3 separate regions of the Mus musculus genome follow, and all the other regions are linked to region 1. Evidence: chromatin contacts called from ENCODE Hi-C or POLR2A ChIA-PET data. All regions are on one chromosome and are shown on one strand. The core of a region is the stretch at or near the end of the contact, and the rest is flanking DNA. Distances in the headings are between cores, read along the strand shown.

Region 1 (2,700 bases), core at 2-2,501:
AATCCAAGTGCCAACAAGCCAGCGCCTCCCACTGGGCCAGGACAGGACACTCAGCAGAGTTCTGGAAGGCAGGCTTCTCCTGTTAAGACTCCTATTTCCTATGCCTTGGCCACCCACGGTCTTGAGGATGGTAATAGCTTCAAGCCAGGAGCTGTGAGGAGTCATAAGAGGCTATTCGCTGTGACTGTAAACTAGCAATTTTGTTTATTTTTGAAGTATTGGCTCTTTCTGAACCTCCTTGTACTAGCTGAATTTTAATTCGCACGATCCCATACTGTTCCCCTTTCCCTGCGTTGTGGAATCCTTCCAAGTTTTGCCAGGAACGGTTAAATCACTATGACTGAACTGCTTTAAATGGACGTTGTTGTTTGAAAAAAATCCGAACCATAGCAAAGAACGAAGCAAACATCCTTATAAAACCAGATAAAGCTTACTAAGTAATTTCACCACTTAGTCTGAACGGCACAAAATGACCCCTCTCTGTGTGACCGCAAATCTCAGGTCTAGAAAGTAGAAAGATTCTAAATTAAGCCAACAAATCCAATCTTACTTCCCAATTCTTAATTCTCGATGAAGAATGTCCCCTTCTAAAAACTACTACTTTAGAGGAGGTGTGGAAAGTTTTCTCTTTTCCTCTTTCATTCCGAAGAACTGGCATGAAAGTTCTTCAAAACAGGAATGAAGTTCTGCAGAGCGGTCGGTCCTTAAGCGAGTCCAGAGCAGAGCGCGAATTCCTGGGCGCTCGCTCCGGGTGCTCCTTTGTGGCCAGGGCCGCGCGGTGGCCGGTCGGTGGGGCCCCCGCATCCATCCCGGCCCCTCCGGGTCCGGAGTCTCGGCGCAGTGGGGGTGGTGGACCCAGCACCCTCGGGCGGGCCTCGCCCTCCCCATCCCCGCTCACCGCTTTGAGATCCAGGACGCCGTCCTGCGCCTCCTGCAGCAACGACACGAATTTGGTGGTAAGCAAGCCCAGGCTCTTCTCGTGCCGGCTGCTGCCCCCCGCGAGCGCCGCGGACGGCTGCGAGGATGGCGCCCCATGCGGCGGCGGCTGAGCCTGGGCCTGCGGCGTGGGCTGAGCAGAGCTCGTGGGCTCCGCCGCCGCCATCACCGCCGCGGCCCTGCTGTCCTCTGGCGAGGAGCCGCTCCGCCACCGGCAGAGGAGGTGCGCGGACTCCGCTCCCCGCCCACGGCGCGCCCCGCGTCCACCAGTCCCCGGAGCCGCGCGGCTCGCGCACGGCACCACAGAGCGCGCGGATTCACACGAGCGGCCAGCGCCGCGAGGGTGGGCCCGAGTTTAAATGGCAGGAAGTGACGCCGCGCGGCGTTGCCTAGTAACGCACTCTCCGCGGAGGGGCGGGGCAGTCGGGTTCCCTCAGGCGGAGCGTGCTTTTGGTCGGCCTGGAGCGCTCATCCCTGATCAGGTGCAAGTATTGTAAGGCTCATCTTCGCGTAAATAGGAGAACGCCGCGTCCCGGAAGGTTTTGGGACTCTGACCTTCAGTCTTTTCCAAAGCCTTTTCTGCAAACAGAAGCACCTGAGCCTTGACGGTGAAGGAAGTAGACCCCCAGCTCTTTCCTTACCTGCCTTTAGTGTTCTTTACAAAATTATACTCTTTTGCTCCCCAATAATTCTATTATTGAGACAATCGCAGCATCTTTTGACTTATTGACATCGTAAACTATGGCTCGATAGTAAGATCACAGATATAAGAGGAGGAAATGTGCTCCCACATTTTTTATTTGCAAACTTGAGACTCAGGATTAAAATCTTCAACACCTTGGGTGGGTAAGATGGGTCGGGGTAGTGTGGGGAGCAACCTCTCAGAGGCAAAGGGAAGGGGGTATGGGATGAAGAACTTTTGGAGGGGCTACCTGGAAGGGGGGGTAACATTTGGAATGTAAATAAATAAAAGTTTACAAAAAACAAAAAACAAAAACAAAAAAAAACCCAAGATCTTAAACAACTTGGTATTCGCACCTGTTGAATATCCTTCACACTTAACAAGTAGTAGGTGACTAAAAACATCATTTGGCAGGAATTAATGAAGACATATCCTTCATGCAAGAATGCCCAAATTAACAGTAGGGAAAAAAAAAAACAAAAAAACAAAACGCGAGGAGAAACTGACAGCATTAACTAGTAAATCCTGAAAACAATTTTAAACCAAAATTTTTCCAGGCGTCTGGAGCAAAACTTCTGTAGGGGAAGCATTTTCCTTCAGAGCTGCAACACTTAAAATCCCCGTCTGCCCCCCCAATCCACCTGCAGATTCTATTCCACTGACCCTTTCCAGAGAGATACCCTCTTTAGCCTGTCTTGTTACTTAGTCTTTCTGGGTCTGGGGATTGTAGCATTATGTTTACTTTACAGCTAAGATCCACTTATAAGTGAGTATGTACCATGTTCATCTTTCTGAGTTTGGGTTACTTCACTCAGGATGAGGTTTTTGAGTTCCATCAATTTGCCAGTATATTTCATGATGTCATTTTTTTTTTTAAACAACCGAGTAATACTCCATTGTGATAATGTACCACTTATTTTATCTTTAAATCCATTGTTCGATTGAGGGAATGTAGGTTGTTTCCAGTTTCCGGCTATTATGAATAAAGCTGCTGTGAACATAGGTGAACAAATGTCCTTGTAATAATATGTAGCATCCTTTGGGAATATGCCCAAGAGTGCTATAGCTGGGTCTTGAGGTAG
Region 2 (2,700 bases), core at 68-2,567, 45 kb after region 1:
CTGACCTATCAGAAATCAATACTGTTGAATTTACTTGCTCACTAGTTACACTGTCAAGTTATATAATGTATCTAAAATATAAATTCCCAGAGTCATTGCTTACTAGAAGAAGAAAAACAAAACAAAACAAAACAAAAACGACCCTGCATAATTGCTGTGGTGATTAGTAATAACACATATAACATTCACATAGACATCATCCTCAAAGCGATAACCATTATTAAATATAAATGTAAGCATTCTTTTGAAAAAACCTCTTCGTTGGCAACCCTTAGATCAGGCCTGAGACTAAATTGTTTTCATTATATTATAAATACCACGGTTCTGATGGAGTAGAGCAGGCACCTCAACAAAGACAGAGAATATTGTAACAGAAATGCCTGGATCTCAGAAATAGCTAACTGGCCAGTGAAAAACAAGAGAGGGTCTAGGTTGAACTGGTAAGGCTCACAGAGTATGGAAAATCCAGGGGCCTGAAAAACCACTGAGCAGTCTCAGTAACATAAAACAGGGTCAGTAAGAGTTATATTTGGTACTTTCAACAACTGTATGGATATGTCTCTGATTGTGTCTTATGCAAAAGAACTTAAAAACGGGTGAGAACTGAGGCAAGAGATGTAAGCAGGGAGTAGAGAAGGCTTGCCTTGCTGCTTGCCCCACTTCTCAGGCTCCTGGAAGGAGACCAGGAAGAGCAACAGCTAGGGGGTGCGAAAGTGGGGGCGAGGAGAGGGGAAAGAGGAAGCTTGGGCTCAGCAGGTCCGTAAGAAAGAACCGCAGGTTGCGCTGGGTGGTGGAGAGAAAGGAACCCCGGGATCTGTGGAGAGGATGCGGAAGAACCCTGAGCTCAGCTGAGTGAGCCAGGAGGGATTCAGGGCTTGGCAGGGAGGAAGCCAGGGCAATGCTGGGAGGAGTAAGAGAAGCCCCGGGCCGTGCAGGGGGAACACAGAGAAACCCCGGGCTATGCTGGGGGACAGAGAGGAGCCCCAGACTGTGCTGGGAGGATGGGGAGGAACCCGCTTCCTGCACAAGCCCGGCTCTCCGAAGCCAGCCAACCCGAGGTCCAACCGGGTGGCGGCAGCTACCTGTGCAGGCCTTTGTCCATGAAACACACATCCCCGCAGCTGCTGTCGCCATCCTCCCGTTCGATTTCGCTACACACCGCCGCCTCCATGGTACCCGCGACGGGGAGTGGGTGTTAACCGGCGCCCAGCGCTGGGTCCCAGCTTGCTCACGCCTCCAAAAGCGGGAGCGGGGAGTGAGCAAGGGGCGGGGCGAGGACTCTAACCGCCTGCCGCACTTTCCCCGCCCTGCGCGGCCGCAAAGCAGGACAACGGCGCCGCTCAAAGAGGGCTTGACTTTTACGGCATCTGCCTTTAAAGTAAAGCCTTTCCATTTGTTGGTTTGGAATGAGTGGGCTACTGAACATTATTTATAGCCCACTGCCATATGGAGGCGTTTTTCTCAATAGTTTGCTTTTATACTTCGTGACGTGATCTTGCAGACATAGTAATGTTCCCCGTTTTTGGTCACTGAACTCCTGTTAAATCCTTAAGTATTTGTGCAATGCCTTTATTTATGTATGCTGGTCTCCCTGTGATGAGAAAAAAATGTTCAGCTTTTTAAAGAATTCGCTCAAGAGACACTCTTCAATGCCTCTGCAAAAGCAAACACTCCAAAGATACTTCACTGGGCTGTTTCAAGGTAGAGTTGGTGAGACAATGGTTTTTCCATTGTGGTATAAAATTTTTCTTTGGTAGGTGATGACAGTCATGACATAAGTTGACCCCCTTTCCCTCCCAACTGATAGACTGATCTCCTTTCAGGGACCTTATTTCCACAGTTCTTCAGAAAATCTCACAAAATGGTAGGGGATGTTCAGACTATGTTGAAAAAGATATTCTAACGATGCCAAAGAGTTTGTACACCTTTGTTAGTGCACACGTGTGGGAAAATATCCTGATGTTTTAGTTTTTTATACAGTGGGGACAACCTATCTACAGCCTCAAGGATGTGTAGCCGCCACACAAAGGCATTGCAAAGATAAGGAGACAGCCACCAAAATACAGTTTTCCTGGCTACCACATAAATAACTTGTTGGGGACAGCATACCATGACAGCGACTGCCCGCAGTAGGCCAGGATGGAGACATCTCAGTAGCCCACTGCAGCTCTTTGTAGAAAACAGTCGTTCCCACTTCTAATCTTATCCCTGAATAACAGCTGTATAGAATTCATTTGTGGGTGCCTGTCTTTCAGTTGGTCTTGGTGGGCATAATTATTCTATTATATCTGACTTTCTTATTTCTTTCTCCCTTCTGCTCTGGTGAATTCTGTGAAACTAGACGTTCCTTGATTCTTAAACAGTTAAAAATTGAGGCATAGGGACACAGCACAGCACAGTCCTAATGGTGCCTGCTGTGTGTTCTCATCTTGAAAACAATATAATAACTGAACAATGATAGTTCCAGATTAATGCTTGACTTGCAAAGAAAGTTTGAAGAAATTATTAGAAAATGAATTAGAGCCAACATTGGTATCCCAAGAAAGGAATAGTTTTTTTGAAATTATGAAATAAATTTTGCACAACATTTAAGAGTGGTTTCTGAATAAGAAAGTAAAGATACATAAAATTATATATTCGTAAACCTAAGTCAAAACACTGGGACTCTTAGGAAAGCCATTGTGTGCAATGTGCAAAAGC
Region 3 (2,700 bases), core at 191-2,690, 63 kb before region 1:
CGGCCCACATGGAGGCTAAAACCAGCAGCAGTCCTTGTTGATCTAATGCCCTCTTCTAACTTCCACAACATACAAGTCAAAAATTCATAAACATATTTTTTTAAAAAAAGAATAAATCTTTTTTAAGATTTAAAAAATGAACAAGATGTAAAACAACTCCTCATTATAATGCCCTTTCTAAGTTGAAATTTTAAATTTTCTGGAGAATTTTATTGAAACCAATACTTATTCGGGTACCTATTCGGGTACAATCAGTACCTACTGGCTAACACAACCTTCTCCCTAACCACAGAGAGGGTACCACTACTGGCACCTAATAACTGCCAAATAACAACAAACAAAATGATTTCAGAGACAAAACTGAAATGTGTAAAGATTGTCTTTCAAACACACAAATTAGAAGGTAATGAAACATAAGATTGCTATTTTGGCTTAAGAAATTCATCTAAATTATAAATGTCATTCATAAAAATCTAAACTTCATCTGATGTCATTTTAAAAATAACATTAATGTCATCACGACCTCAAATAAGCTGCAATAAGAAACGAGTTTTTTTTTTCCATCCAAGAAAAGAGGATGACCACAAGTTCTGCCCAGACTAAGCTACAGAGTAAGATTCGTCTCAAAACACAAAAAGGGGGAAAATAAAATAAAAGAAGGGAAAACTTTCCGTAAACTTTCATTAAATGTACTATAGAATATTATCCAATAACGTATATGCTAATTTAAGTTTTTGATATTATTATCCACAAACTCCATTTTGAAGACTATCAGTGCTTTCCCAGTTTTTCTTTGCAATTCTTTTGAGTAATTAATTGAAGCAATCAGTTCAAACGATGAACAAGAAGAATGTCTTATCCCTAATACACTTAGGCGATGAAGAAAAGTTGCCATGCTTATCAATAAATATATTTAACACCATATTATAATTTCTATAATCGTTTGCTAAACCTTGGTCTCTGAAAGGATGGGTACGGTAGGAAAGTAAGACTGAAGAACAAGCCCCAAGTTAACTTCAAGTCAGTATGCAAATTACAAGTTACCAAGATTGCTTCAACAGCGCCTGGAAGGCGTCCCGTGACTTAGTGATCTGGGAGCTCTCGCGGCTCAGTTGTCCTTGTTTCCTTACAAATGTGTCATCTGACTTCTGACCTCTTAAGCTTTCTCGGGACAGCAGTGAGCTTTTCCAGTGAAGTTGAATGAATGCCGCCGTCCACTCTGGAGAGAGCCGGCGGGGACCAGGCCCTGACCCCCAACCCCCCCACGGGGCTCAGAGCTCCCTCAAGCCCCCATCAGCCCCCTCTGGAAGCCCGCGCTCACCGTTGTGCTCGCCGTACCCCCAGCTCAGCCTCGCCATGGTCCTCGATGGAGAGCCTGTGGCAGGGACACTGTGGACCTGTGGCAGGGCGCCCGCGCCAAGGAGCTGGGCGGGCCTGGGTGGAGGGCGGGGCCGCCCGCACCCCGAACCCGGGAACCCGAAACCCGAGGGCACGGTCGTCACCCGCAGGGGGCGCCCGAGTGGGGAAAGGGATCTGTGCTCAGCAGCCAGAAAGGTTTCCAATGGGGATTTCCTGCCTTCTGAGAAGTCCACCCCAGAAAAAGCCCTTCTGGAAATGACTCACCCAGGCAGGAGCTGCTGCTGGAGTTGGAGATCTTGTCTGGGAAATGCAGGGGACCTTGATGGAGGTGGCAGTGGTGATTACACATGCACATACATCAATGCCGATAGCTGTAATAACCACCACTTAAAATAAGAACTACTAGTTAGGAAGTGCTCACCTCCCCGGGCCAGCCCTCCCTTCCCCGACAGCTCCAGCCTTTCCATCTGCATAACTCACTTCTCTGATTCCTTTTTGCTTACTCCAGCATCTTGCAGACTTGGCCCTGCATAGAAGAAGCCAAACTTACTGGATTCTTGGTTCTTAACTCTTACTGCCATTCTGACTGTGCAAGAAGGAAGGAGTTGAGAAGAGAAGTGTGTGCGCTCCTACAGAACAGTAGAAACTCACCTTCGAAGACTGTTCTAGATATATGCCCAGGAGAGGTATTGCTGGATCCTCCGGTAGTACTATATCCAGTTTTCTGAGGAACCGCCAGACTGATTTCCAGAGTGGTTGTACAAGCCTGCAATCCCACCAACAATGGAGGAGTGTTCCTCTTTCTCCACATCCACGCCAGCATCTGCTGTCACCTGAATTTTTGATCTTAGCCATTCTGACTGGTGTGAGGTGGAATCTCAGGGTTGTTTTGATTTGCATTTCCCTGATGATTAAGGATGTTGAACATTTTTTCAGGTGCTTCTCTGCCATTCGGTATTCCTCAGGTGAGAATTCTTTGTTCAGTTCTGAGCCCCATTTTTTAATGGGGTTATTTGATTTTCTGAAGTCCACCTTCTTGAGTTCTTTATATATGTTGGATATTAGTCCCCTATCTGATTTAGGATAGGTAAAGATCCTTTCCCAATCTGTTGGTGGTCTTTTTGTCTTATTGACGGTGTCTTTTGCCTTGCAGAAACTTTGGAGTTTCATTAGGTCCCATTTGTCAATTCTCGATCTTACAGAGCAAGCCATTGCTGTTCTGTTCAGGAATTTTTCCCCTGTACCCATATCTTCAAGGCTTTTCCCCACTTTCTCCTCTATAAGTTTCAGTGTCTCTGGTTTTATGTGAAGTTCCTTGATCCATTTAGATTTGACCTTAGT

What was found. Hi-C counts contacts between places; a loop is a spot of excess contacts on that map. ChIA-PET counts read pairs that join two places held with the same protein, here RNA polymerase II (POLR2A).
Region 2: a map of gastrocnemius shows a loop between it and region 1 (5-fold over the local background). The contact joins the promoter of Lrrcc1 here to the promoter of E2f5 in region 1. A Hi-C loop is called at or near these places in 10 of 37 maps with a recorded cell type or tissue (gastrocnemius, heart, left cerebral cortex and 1 more). POLR2A ChIA-PET finds 5 or more read pairs at or near these places in 1 of 5 experiments (Patski).
Region 3: POLR2A ChIA-PET joins it to region 1 with 11 read pairs in embryonic stem cell. The contact joins the promoter of Car13 here to the promoter of E2f5 in region 1. A Hi-C loop is called at or near these places in 2 of 37 maps with a recorded cell type or tissue (heart and v-Abl transformed pro-B cells). POLR2A ChIA-PET finds 5 or more read pairs at or near these places in 3 of 5 experiments (Patski and embryonic stem cell).

What each region holds. Positions count from the first base shown.
Region 1 is chr3:14,577,222-14,579,921 of GRCm38, reverse strand. It overlaps E2f5 (E2F transcription factor 5), which reads right to left and starts at 1,251. Exons shown (of 8, transcript NM_007892.2): 1 at 899-1,251. The coding sequence starts at 1,102.
Region 2 is chr3:14,532,405-14,535,104 of GRCm38, reverse strand. Lrrcc1 (leucine rich repeat and coiled-coil domain containing 1) reads right to left here and starts at 1,317. Exons shown (of 19, transcript NM_001163579.1): 1 at 1,083-1,317. The coding sequence starts at 1,171.
Region 3 is chr3:14,640,467-14,643,166 of GRCm38, reverse strand. It overlaps Car13 (carbonic anhydrase 13), which reads right to left and starts at 1,440. Exons shown (of 7, transcript NM_024495.5): 1 at 1,322-1,440. The coding sequence starts at 1,358.